3 separate regions of the Homo sapiens genome follow, and all the other regions are linked to region 1. A link is a contact called in ENCODE Hi-C or POLR2A ChIA-PET data. All regions are on one chromosome and are shown on one strand. The core of a region is the stretch at or near the end of the contact, and the rest is flanking DNA. Distances in the headings are between cores, read along the strand shown.

Region 1 (4,384 bases), core at 663-3,162:
ATGCTATTAAGATGGAAACTATTTATTGGGTACATTATGGGTCCAACAGGCTTTAGTGAACTGGGCTGACCTGGGGAAGTAACCATCAAACATGACTTTGTTTCATCGGAAAAATTTGTTCTGGGTTCTAAACAGCTGATTTACATACAATATTTTAGTACACAGCTCATTTTAAATTGAGGACTGCCTGTACTAAGCTTCTAACTTCTAAGGATAGAAAGATAGTCCCTTTTATTTTTCCTGTTCTGCTTTTGGAAACTACCAACAAGGGTGCCAATTAGCACCAGATGGGACAGGGACTGTGTGATGTGGAACTCCGACCACTGGGAACTGGAACAAGTCCACTAATGTATTAAGCAATCGAAGAGCCAGAAGTTGGGCAGGCTTCAAATTTGGCACAATGTAAAGTTCGGATCTGTAAAGGCCCAGCTTTATACACAGAATCTGTCCCTTCTCGACTCACTGCCTATGAAGACTAGCAAGGGGAATGGGAATTTAGAACTCTAATACCTTCAAGCCTGTAGACTTTTATTTGCATGTTGCCTTTCACTCTGTATCTTTTCTCCATTTTGAACTTGAGTAAATCTTTATGGAATAATTAAGAGGAGGTGTAAATGCTTGTTTATCTTGGAAACCTGGATTTTAAGTCTATAATTCTTACTTAGCTGCCTTTACTTTCTGGATATCTTGATTTTTTAAATAATAACTCTGCATACGTCCAAAGTCAAAATTAAGAGTAGAAATGAAACATCAGGTTAACTCAAACTCAAAGGTAATTGAGATTTAAATGGTATGTTTACTAAAAACATAGATAAGTGAAGCAACATGGGAATTTCTATCGATATTATTCAGATAAATGTCTATTTTCTTCTCCTCGTTTAGCCAGCCACGTGCCTTCAATGCAAGTTTAGCTTGCTGAGTTTTGTCACTTACCACTCATGCTGTACTACATTAGCTTTCCCAGGCAGTGATCTAAATCACCTTGAAGACTGTTGAACACAAGATAAATTGAACGCAATCTTGCCTCAGCTTCATACAGCCTGTATTTAATAGAAATGAAGTTAGGTTTTGCCTATAAAATGAGTGTCTTAGATCTGAGCACTACTTTCCAAATTTTTTTCTTATTATGGCACATATGGAAAATGATATTATTTAGTAGTGCTCACTGGTCTAAAGAGATAGATAAGGTAGCTCATGGCTAGGGAAAAGTGACTGAGGGCTCGAGGTACCCCAGATTCTGCCCAGCCAAAATAGGGCTGGGGGATCAATACCTTGACACACCTGGATTAGTAGCACAATGTGTTCACATCTACCACTGGGAACACCAGATTGGAAGCTCTGTAGTAAAAGATATTTAAGGACTATTTGGAGATTCTATGACTTCTTTATAGTATAATTTACTGGGACTTGACCACCGATGTGTGATTTGGGTATTATGGTTCAAAACTTTCTAAATCATAAACTGATCCCAGAATGTTTGATGCTTGGTTAACAGCATGGAAAGGCCCCTAATGCTGGGATGACCAACTGTCCCAATTTGACCAAGAATGAGGGGTTTCCCATGACGTGAGACTGTCAGTGCTAAAAGCAGGGCAGTCCTGTATAAACCAGGGCAGTTATCTCCTACCTACACTGTATTAAAATCCTTTATTAAGGAAACAAAGAAAAGAGAATCCAGGGTTTCTGCTTTCAGGGCTTGGTGTTTGTTGTAGTCTTTCTTCCCCGGCCATTGGAACCAGAGGCAGCACCCCTGTGAACTGGTCATAGAGTCCAGGTCATCTATGGTTTAAAAAGCAGAAGGCTATGATTTTTCTTATAAAATGTTTTCCTTTGTAGAGTTGTTTTTGCCAGTTCCAAGAGGAAATAGTGGGCTGAAATCAAGAGGCATGACTGGATGACTAGTACTAAGCAAATGATTCGTGCAAAGATTTCACTGGAAACATTCAGACTCATAACAATAGTAGTTCTGACATGACTACCTCTTGCCTGAGAAACTCATAAACATGGCCTCTAGGCTATACTTTTTTTTTCAGCAGCTGCTGGTTCTTTAATTTAATTATAAGTTACAAGTAAGCTTCTTAAAGAGGCCATGTGTGTACCAAACAGTGTTCAGAGGACACTCCGTTCACAAATTTTATGACAGTCAGCACTGTTGGAATTACATGTTCTAATATGAGATGGGTGGACTGGTGTGGGAGAAATAAGAGCCACCATTCTCCTCCTCCCCCACCCAGACTTAAACCAAAATTGTTTTTGAGGTTCAAAAATATTCACATGACAGCTTTCTATGTTTGGCTGGGGCAGACTAAACTGCAATGCCAAGAAAATGGTTCCTTCTAGCTTTAATTCTAATACAGATGTCACAGGACCTGAGAGGTGCTTCAGTGCTGGGTCCTCGCTCTCACGCAGAGCTCCTGTTTCATTATGAACATTTATTATGCACTTACTTTTGTGCACAGAACTAGGCTTTGCGCTGAATGAGAAATGCGTAAGGTAACAATCTTTGCCCTCAATGTACACACCATGTCTTGAGGGAAAAGCCATCAAAGCAAGTAATTTTTACACAAAGCAGAATAAAAGAATAGAAATGTAAAAACATAAAAAAGGAAGAAATGGCATGTGAGCTGGTGGTATTTGGCAGGGTTCGCCATGTCAGTGAAAGGGGTGAAATTTGAAGTTCTAGAAACACACAACAGGAAGTTTTTTTCTCTTGCCATTACCCACCAAGACTAACATACTCTTGCTTCTCTGAGATCCATGTCACACAGAAGCCTCTTTTCCGAATGAACGTTGACTTTGAAGTCAGACAGATTTGAGTTTGAATTCCACCTCTGTCAGGCATGAACTGTGTGACTCTGGGAAAATTAGTGTCTCTAAATTGATTTTCTACGTTATAAAAGAGAATAACCAAAACCAGCTTTATAAATGTAGAAGAGGTAAGATATGTAAAATTACCTCATACAGATCTTCTACAAATTGGGCAATTTATGAGAGAGAGGGAGAACTACATGTAGTGGGAAGACTTGTACTGTACTCTCTCATGGTGTATAATAGCCCCCAGCTCTTTCATTATTAGAGAAACCAACAATACATTTTAAACTTACGGTAAATTAGATTCATTAGAATCTCAGATTCTAAGAATGAAATCCTTAGAATTGAATTAGACTCATTGTTTTCGTATTAATGTCTTTTTCTAAGGAGATGGTGGAGTTAAAGATGCATGAAGGAATGAAGGGAGAAGATGTGTAAGTATGTGGACAGCCAAAACCTGACAAAAAAGAATGAATATAGTTCAGAAGAAAATGCATATTTCATGTCCTATCTTCCAGTAAAAACTAGTACATATTTATCTTTTACATGTGTTTTATTATATCTTTGGTTACTGATATTTGGTCAAATGTAAACAAAACACTCATTGGATATACCAAGCATCACTTACAATGATGCAGCTTTATTCTTCTGGAGAAATTGTTGGAGGGAATTGCAATATGGTTTTGCAATGTGTGTAACATTTTGGCACATACTAGTGATAATTTTCAATGATTTTTCCCCTTCATGAATATATTCCAGATATTAATTTGAGACTCTAATATGAGGAGACCAACTTAGGTAACCCAGTGGTTCAGGGTTAGCAGGTTGGATGTGATTATCTCCAAAAGTCAACTCCCCTCTCCCGCCTCCTTTAGCCATCTTTTCCACTGCTTATTTCTTCTTACCATTAGTAATATTTTTTCCCTAATACCTATTTCAGCTTTTCTTCCTCAATAACTAGCTGTCTTCAGTAAAGAAAAAAACCACACTCCCTTTTAAACTACAAAGATAGCATCTTTCCCCACTTTTAGACTCAAATAAGAAGAGGAGCCGTACAAGGGGTAGAGCTTGGTAGATGACAGAAGAGGTGCAGAGGAAGAAAAGAGCAAGGCAAGCATGGTCTCTGTTTCCCTCCTTTTCTTGGCCCACATACTATTTTCTCCTCCAAGTTCCTGACTAATTACAAATTCACTGTGGGAGGCTGTTGTGCTTTCCACCTGGTTTCCATTGCACGGGAAGGAGATCAGTGCCCAAAACACATTTCAGTGCCTGACATGGAAATGCCAAGAGTTGAGATACCCTACTGAGCAATATTGATAGATAAGCAACAAGTCACATCTCTATCAAGTCATTTTTTAAAAAATATCTACATCGATTTCCTTTTGCTAGATGAGTCAAATGCTCACAACTGTAGTTCTGTCATACTTGGCAGAGTAACACTACATGTTTTTTTTTCTGGTTAAGAATTCTGTGATCTTCAGCAAATTTGCTTGTTCTATCACTGGCTCCATTTCTTTGGGATTTTTCTCAAAATTATCACAATGTTCACTGCCCTCAGTTTCAATGTTGGGTA
Region 2 (4,384 bases), core at 991-3,490, 380 kb before region 1:
ATTAATAGATTATAAAATCAATAGGTTTTTCATGAAAGTAATTAAGAAAAATGGGGGTAGAAACAAATTCAGTCTTTTAAGAATGTTTTGCCTTTAAAACAACTTTCTCTAAAATCACCTAAAATGAAATATAAGTTAACTCTGATTCTATGAGTTCAGTGGAGTTAAATTTAACTTGAAAACATCTTTCATTTCTATAGCTACTTTATTATATTTATACAAGACTGCAAAAAGTTAATTAGGTGATTTAAGTGAATCAACTGTCACATATATTATGAGCTCTGCATGTGTGTATTATGAAGCAATACTGACTATGAGTTCAGCCTTTTACCAACTTATTTAGCCAAGGTTGCTAGAAGTTACTTAATGAGCATGAACACACAAACTTTCAATAAACCTACAAGAAGAAAAGTGGCCCATGACCTAAAAGAACCCCTCTGTTATGCCAGGGGGATGACAAAGTATGTTAAGTCACCAGCCCCTCTGTGTTATGGTGGTTCATGTTGCCAAGGCACGTGTGGCAAATTTGCAGAGTTGGGGCAGTGAATAAGAGAAGGTCAGTTTCTAAAAATTCATCTCACAGAGTATATGAAGTAAAAAGCCTAGGAGAAGTACTTTTCTCAATTAAAACTTAAGAATATATGAATATTTGTGGCTTCTAGAGTTTGACCTCTCAGTACCTAAGCTATTCCTGATTTATACTTGGCAATCTGTATTTATTCTTCAGTTCATAGAATATTAGGGTCAGAAAGAAAGGTTTAAAATCACCCATTGAATATCTGGAAGGCTTAAAGAGTAGCAGTTCAAGAATCAGGCAGAGCTGGCTTGAATTCTGGTTTCACACTTTACAGGCTGTGTGGTATTGAATAAAGTGCTTCAAATATTGAATCCCCAGTTTTCCTATCTGTTAAATGAGGATAATAAATAACACTTCCTGAGGAGAGAAACAGAAGATTAAATAAAATAAAGCAAAAAGTAATATGCTGTAATTCCCTCAGAAGCATTGTGTTTCACAGTTGTCAGAATTCTGAGTTCTAAGCAACAGAAACTGACTTTGGTTACATTAATCAGAAAAGGAATGTATTGGCAAGATATCAATAACTTAGAGAATTAATCAACAGTTGAGAATTAGACTCTGGCAGAAAAATAAGGAAAGCAGGTTATGAGCCTGAAGTCTGCTTAGGACATAGGAATTGATACTGCTGCTACTGGATTCTTGCTGCCACACCAGTAGTCTCTCAAACCTTCCACATTGGCTGGGAAAAATCTCTAACCCTCATTATTCAAAGCTACAGGCAAGAGAATCTTACTAGATAAACTTGAGACATGTATCTGTATGCTATTGTCCAGAGGATAAATAAGAACCCTTGTGCTACATATTGAAAGAGAGGGTCTGTCTCTCACCTTATGATTCCTCCACATAGGAATAGAATGGGATATTAAGCATATCACTAGGCTTTAAAGCAAATCTCAATAAATTTCAAAGACTTAGTGTCAAACATAATACATTCTCTGACCACAATTTCAATTCTGTTAAATTAGAGCTCAGTAAATAAAGGATAAATTTTAACCTCCCTAATATTTCTATAAAGTGTAAAAAATAAATTTGAATGTAACTGAGTCAAAAAGAAACTATAGGGGAAGACACAGAGCAGGTTGGCCTAATAGAACTCTCCAACAATAGTCCCCCTACAGGAACACTAAATCGAACAACTATCCACACAAGAAAGCACTTTTATGAGAACCAAAAATCAAGTGAGTGATCACAGTACCAGGTTCTAACATCATATCAAAGAAAGAGGCATTGAAGAGGTTAGGAAAGATAGTCTTGAATTGCTGATGCTGCGGAGAGGATCTGTGTTCTTGTGGGGGAGAGAGTGCAGTGATGTGGGACTTTGCATTGGAACTCAGTGCAGCCCAGCCACAGTAGAAAACAAGATAAGGCAGAACTCAGCCAGTGCCCATGGAGGGAGTCCTTATATCCGTCCCAGCAAGAGAGGAATTGCCCTTCCCAGTGGTTGGAACTAGAGTTCTGGCTAGCCCCACTACCATGGGCCAAAGCACTCTGGGATACTACATAAACCTCAAAGGCAGTCTAGGCGACAAGGACTGCAATTCCTGGGCAAGTCTTGGTGCGTGCTGGGCTAGAAGGCAGTAGACTTGGGTTGACCTAATGAGACACCAGCCAGGTGGACAAGGGAGTGCTTGCATCACCCCTCCCCCAACCCAGGCAGTGCAGCTCAGTAACCTGGGGGAGACTCCTTCCTTCCGCTGGCAGTAACTAGGCAGTGGTCACCATGGGTCTTGAGCAAGACCCAGTGCTGTGCTATCTTTGGGTGTGACTCAGCACAGTCTCAGTGTGGTAGTCACAGTGGAGCTTGCATCACCCCTCCACAAGAGGAGTACAAGCAAGTGCAGACTGCAAATATTACAATAAATATCTAACTATTCAATGCCCAGACACTCACAAACATCCAAAAGCATCAGGACCATTCAGGAAATCATGACCTCACTAAACAAACTGAAAAAGTCACCACTGATCAATCCAAGAGTGACAGAAAATTCAAAATAGAAATTTTGAGGAAGCTCAATGAAATTTAAGATAACACAGAGAAGGAATTCAGAATCCTATCAGATAAATTTAACGAAGATACTGAAATAATTTTTGAAACATGTAGAAATTCTGAGCTGAAAAATTGAATTGACATACAGAAGAATGCATCAGAGTCTCCCAACAGCAGAACTGATCAAGCAGAAGAAAGAATCAGGCTATTTGAAAATACACAGTCAAAAGAAACAAAAGAATAGAAAAGAATGAAGCTTGCCTATAAGTTCTAGAAAATATCTCAAAAGGGCAAATTAAGATTTACTGGCCTTAAAGAGGAGGTACAGAGATCAAGGTATAAATTTTATTCAAAGAGATAATAACAGATAACTTTTCAAACCTAGAGAAATATATCAAAATTCAAGTATAGATGGGTTGTAGAACATCAAGTAGATTTCATCCAAATAAAACTACCTCAAGACATTTAATAATCAAACTTCCAAAGGTCAAGGATAAAGAAAGGATTCTAAAAGCAGCAAGAGAAAAGACACAAATAACATACCTTACAATCTAGGAGAGAGTGGCATTACATATTTAAAGTGCTGAAGGAAAAAAGACTTTTATCCTAGAAGAGTACACCCAGTGAAAATACCCATTAAACATGAAGAAGAAATAGGCTTTCCCAGACAAACAAAAGCTGAGGGATTTCATCAACACCAGAACTGCCCTACAAGAAATGCTAAAGGGAGCTGTTCAATCTAAAATGAAAGGACACTAATGAGCAATAGGAAGTCATCTGAAGGTACAAAACTCACTGGTAATAGTAAGTACACAAACAAACACACAATATTATAACACTGTAATTGTGGTACGTGAACTATTGATATCTTGAATACGAAGACTAAAAGATAAACCTATCAAAAATAATAACTACAACTTTTAAGACATAGTATAATAAAACGTAGATGGAAGCAACAAAAAGTTAGAAAGCAGGGGGATTAAGTTAAAGTGTAGAGCTTTTATTAGTTTTCTCTTTCGTTGTTGTGAGTTTGGATTGTTTTGTATCCAGTGCTAAGTTGTGATCAGTTTAAAATAATGAGTTCTAAGATGTTATTTCCAAACCTCATGGTCACCTCAAATCATAAAACCTACAACAGATACACAAAAAACTGAAAATCAGTAAATTAAAACAACCCACCAAAAAAAATTAACTTCCCAAAAAGGAATACAGGGAAGAAGGAAGGAAGAAAGAGAAGAGCACACATAAAACACCCAGAAAACAAATAACAAAATGGCAGTAGTAAGTCCTTACTTACTAATAATAACATTGAATGTAAATGGACTAAACTCTCCAATCACAAGACATAGAGAGCCTGAACAATAACAATAATAAAAAAACAAGCTCTAACAATCTGGTAACTATAAGAAACACGCTTCACTTATAAAGACTAACTTAGACTTAAAATATAGGAACTGAAAAATATTGCATGAAAATGGAAACAAAAAAAGCAGAAGTAGCTATATTTACATCAGACAAAATAGATTTCAAAACAAAAACTATAAACAGAGACAAAGAAGGTCATTATATAATGATAAAGAAGTCAACTTAGCAAGAGGGTGTAACACTTGTAAATATATATACATTCAACACTGGAACACTCAAACATATTAAGTAAATATTATTAGAGCTAAAGAGAGAGATAGACCCTAATACAATATTAGCTGGAGACTTCAACACCCCACTTTCAGCATTGGACAGAACCACTACACAGAAAACCACCACCAACAACAACATTGGACTTAATCTACATTATATACCAAATGGACCTAATATATATT
Region 3 (4,384 bases), core at 1,365-3,864, 330 kb after region 1:
ATAAGAACAATCAAGTAACAACGTTTTTCTTTCCATTCCTCACATCTGGTATCCGCTGCCTTGTGAATGGGGTGCCCCTCAGCAGGAAGGGTTAGAGCTAGGGTAAGTGTGTAGGGAGTAAGCCTTGAAAAGAAAGAGGTGGGGAAAGAGCAGCAAAATCAGGACTGTCCCAGGAAGTGACTGTCAGTCAAGGGTTCCGAAATCCCTCAAATAGCTACTTCTGCTGTCTTGGTTTTGTCCATCTCTCCTCTTTTTTTACATACCTGCCACCCTAAAAACTACGAGCTATGCCTAACGTAGCGCTAACCAGTTAAAGAACTGCTGGTAACTTTAGAAAAGAGTCCATTCCCCATCAGAATCAGAACAAAATCTTTTTTAAAAAAAATTATTTTTGGCCAGTCATTGTTGCTCACACCTGTAATCCTGGCACTTTGGGGGGCTGAGGTGGTCAGATCGCTTGAAGTCAGGAGTTCAAGACCAGCCTGACCAAAATGGTGAAACCCTGTCTCTACTAAAAAATCAGTTGGACATGGTGGCACATGTGTATAATCCCAGCTACTCAGGAGCCTGAGGCATAAGAATCACTTGAACTCAGGAGGCAGAAGGTGCAGTGAGCCAAGATTGTGCCACTACACACCAGCCTGGGTGACACAGCAAGACTCTGTCTCAAAAAATAATAATTATATATATATATATATATATTTAGGCCAGGGGCAGTGGCTTATGCCTGTAATTTTAACATTTTGGGAGGCAGAGGCTGGAGGATCACTTTACCTAGGAGTTTGAGACCAGCCTGGGCAACATAGTGAGATCTTGTCTCTACAAAAAAATTTTTAAATTAGTCAGGCGTGGTGGTGCATACCTATAGTCCCAGCTACTTAGGAGGCTGGGGCAAGAGAATCCTGCTGCTGCATTTTGTGCTACTGCACTCCAGCCTGGGCAACAGAGTGAGACCCTATCTCAAAAAAAAAAAAAAAAAAAAAAAAGAAATAAAAAGAAAAAGAAATACATATATATATTTTAAGATCCATTTTAGAGTTGCAACACAATTAGGAGGAAGGTACAGAAAGGTCCCATATAGCTCCTGCTCCCACACATGTATAGTCTCCTCCATTATCCACACCCCTGGACAGAATGGAATATTTGTTACAATTGATGAACCTACATAGACACATCATTGTCACTTGAGGTCCATAGTTTGCATTAGGGTTCATTCTGGGTGTTTTCTATTCTACAGGTTTGGACAAATGTATAATGACATGCATCCACCAATATAGTATGATTCAGAGAGTTTCCACTGAATAAAATCTATTTTTATTAAGTTGGCATACAATAAATGAATTAAGCATCATAACAGCACAGTGTAGTGGGGAAAGCTGAGACTCTGGAGTCAAGCAAGCCAGGATTCATGCTCTGCTTCTATTACTTACATTGTTGTGGTTAAGGCAGGTTACTCTCTGAGATTCTGTTTTCTCCTCTGTAACATTAGAATGATTATACTTACATGAGTCAATAAGAATAAAATGAGAAAAAATGAAATAACAAAAGTTAACACACTTGGTACAATGTCATAATAAATAGCAGCTAGCTACTCCCATCCTTGATGTATATCCAACCATAACTGCGATCCCATCATTAACAGGTTCTGACATTTTTGACTTGTCTTCATTATTTTCTTGTTTATAATAAGTGGCAAACAATGTCAATAGCCAGCTCAGTTACCCATAATAGTTGCAATATTTAAGCAACACCAAAATAATATGTCAAATTATAAAGACAAATATCTCACACAAAATGGGAGAAAGAATTACTGGAAAGAAATGAGAGGTAAATTCATAACTTCCACAGTGCATTATCTGAGAGAAGAAAGTTTTGCTGTGATTTAAATCTTAATAGGTAATTTAAATATAGATGTATAACATTATAAAAGTGCATTTCATTGAGTTATAGAATTTCAGCATTGTTAAGTCCAAATCGTTATCAGATACATGAATATCATTAAAAATGCTTTTTACTTTAATTTACTCATTAGAGCACTTTTTGAAAAGGCTATTTAGGAATCCCTGAGTAAGCAAAATGGTCACAACCCAAGAATAAGAGGTTAGAAGTGATAAAGGGAGGTTATCTTCAGAGAATCCTCTCCATTTATAGGTACTAAGCTCTGAATGGGTACATAACACTATAATAAACCTTCAAAAGAGATGCGTTGGAAGAAACATACAAATTTAAATCTAGTAGTTGCTCACTAATGGGCCAAGGCAATTGGAGAGAGATGCTGTAATAAGAGATAAAGTTCAATCAGCTCCTTTAGTCCAGAATTTTTCAAAGCGTAATCCACAGTCCAACTGTACCTAAATCCTCTAGGGACAGAGAGTGATGGTGGTAGACACTGAAAATGCAATGTCTTAAACTCCATCCTAGAACTCTGAACAGAATCTTTGAAGATGGTTGTGAAATTAGCATTTCTCAAAGTCATTTTTAATAAATTCTGAATGTGAAACCAGACTTGAAATGTGAAAGGAAGTGAAAAGACAAAGCTGGATACTCATCATTGAAAAAGAGGCAAAGTAGATAATGTGCTAATGGAAAGAAAGAGGAAAAGGAAAATTCAGTCATCTTCATGTGATGTGTCATAACGTATCATTAAGAAAGCACCCATATGACTCATTCCCAACTAAACTGCATCTGAGAGAGTCTCACTCAAAATATTACCCTACTCTTCTAAAATGATTCCCAAAGTTTAGCCAAATTTAAAATGGAAGGCTGGAGGCAGGGAATATTTATTTTCTCTAATATATTGCTTTCACACTCAATGTCATATTTCTCTTAAGACTTGAAGGTCTTTAGAGAAAGAAAAGCCTAGTGGAAAACCAATATTGTTTTGTATTAATGCATCTTTCTAGAAAACAAATTAACTCACATTCAGTCACATAAAGATAAATTCTTCAGGAAAGATTGTCAAGAAATAATAGTAGGCTGGGCATGGTGACTCATGCCTGTAATCCTAGCACTTTGGAAGGCCAAGGCGGGTGGATCACTTGAGGCCAGGAGTTCAAGACAAGCCTGGACAAATGGCAAAACCCTGTCTCTACTAAAAATACAAAAAAACAATTAGCCAGGCATGGTGGCTAACACCTCTAATCCCAGCCACTCAGGAGGCTGAGGCAGAAGAATTGCTTGAACCTGGAATGCGGAGGTTGCAATGAGCTGAGACCACACCACTGCACTCCAGCCTGGGCGATAGAGGGAGATCCTACAAAAAAAAAAAAAAGAAAGAAAAAAAAAAGAAAGAGAAAGAGAGGGAAAGAGAGAAAGGAGAGAGAGAGGGAGGGAGGGAGGAAGGAAGGAAGGGAGGGAGGAGGGAGGGAGGGAGGGAGGGAGAGAGGATAATTGTTTAATATAAAATAATTTTCTTAAATTTCCAGAAAAAAGAATGAGCACTCTCTTCCAGTTCCTTGAGAGACATGGAAACTATGATGTATTTTCTTACCAAAGGGTAAGTTCCTCCTACTCATTTTATCCTAACAAAGCTCCCAAGGAGCTAACTTGAAAATGTTGTCACAAGTTAAAGTATTTTTAATTCAGACCGCACATGAAATGGAGTTTGTAATTTCATCTTGGTCATTAGATCATGTAATCTTATACTTTTCAATTGCCTCTTTGCGTTTTTCTTATTCCTACACCTTCATCTAAAGCCTAAACCACAAGCTGTCTACCTAACTACGGCTGAGGAGATCATTGCCCTAAAATAATGAGATAAAATTTGAGATATAGAAAGTATGACAGAATTCTAAGAAATTGGAGGTATAATATCTGCCTGAGGTAATCAAGAAAAATTTCATGAAGAGGAAGAATCCTGATAAAAAGTATACATTTCATATGTAAACACATGGACACAGGGAGGGGAACAACACACACTGGGGCCTGCTAGGGCGGGGAGTGCGCAGGGTGGGAGAGCATCAGGGAAATAGCTAATGCATGCTGGGCTGAATACCTAGATGATGGGTTGATAGGTGCAGCAAACCACTATGACACACATTTACCTTCGTAAAAAACCTGCACATCCCGCACGTGTATACCCCGGAACTTAAAATAAAGTGTAGATTTCAATGAAAAGAGATGACCAAAAAAGGATACTACAAAAAGAGAGAACAGGAATAGAAACATGAAAGTCAAAACTGAAGAACATAATTAGAGAAAGGCATCTCTCTCCTTCCACTTTCCCTCTACATATTTTATCATTCCCCTGATCTTATCTATTTGACTCTTTCAATGCTTCTCCAAACTTTGCTTTACATTAGATTCTCTGTATTATTATTCTAATTAATACTTTCAATACCTATCTCCACCTAGACTATTGTGACCATCTTCATAATGGTCTCTT

Evidence for each region. Hi-C counts contacts between places; a loop is a spot of excess contacts on that map. ChIA-PET counts read pairs that join two places held with the same protein, here RNA polymerase II (POLR2A). Pooled maps may share reads with other maps.
Region 2: a loop to region 1 is called in a map with no recorded cell type, with 12 times the contacts of the local background. The contact joins two enhancer-like sites. A Hi-C loop is called at or near these places in 28 of 37 single-sample maps with no recorded cell type and 6 of 50 pooled maps.
Region 3: a loop to region 1 is called in a pooled map, with 10 times the contacts of the local background. The contact joins two enhancer-like sites. A Hi-C loop is called at or near these places in 7 of 37 single-sample maps with no recorded cell type and 3 of 50 pooled maps. POLR2A ChIA-PET finds 5 or more read pairs at or near these places in 1 of 52 experiments (activated CD4-positive, alpha-beta T cell).

What each region holds. Positions count from the first base shown.
Region 1 is chr1:219,463,504-219,467,887 of GRCh38, forward strand. All of the region lies in intron 2 of LYPLAL1-AS1 (LYPLAL1 antisense RNA 1), which reads right to left. Among named protein-coding and RNA genes, the nearest start is that of LYPLAL1-AS1, 92 kb to the right of the region's middle. Within about 2 kb of position 1,913, at least 2 of the 41 ENCODE cell types and tissues checked have a DNase peak (open chromatin) inside an H3K27ac peak, as active enhancers do.
Region 2 is chr1:219,086,816-219,091,199 of GRCh38, forward strand. All of the region lies in intron 3 of LYPLAL1-DT (LYPLAL1 divergent transcript), which reads right to left. Among named protein-coding and RNA genes, the nearest start is that of LYPLAL1-DT, 85 kb to the right of the region's middle. RefSeq lists an enhancer at 2,407-2,456. Within about 2 kb of position 2,241, at least 7 of the 41 ENCODE cell types and tissues checked have a DNase peak (open chromatin) inside an H3K27ac peak, as active enhancers do.
Region 3 is chr1:219,795,822-219,800,205 of GRCh38, forward strand. It overlaps LOC105372926 (a long non-coding RNA gene), which reads right to left. Exons shown (of 6, transcript XR_001738473.2): 3 at 1,431-1,477. Among named protein-coding and RNA genes, the nearest start is that of SLC30A10, 130 kb to the right of the region's middle. Within about 2 kb of position 2,615, at least 3 of the 41 ENCODE cell types and tissues checked have a DNase peak (open chromatin) inside an H3K27ac peak, as active enhancers do.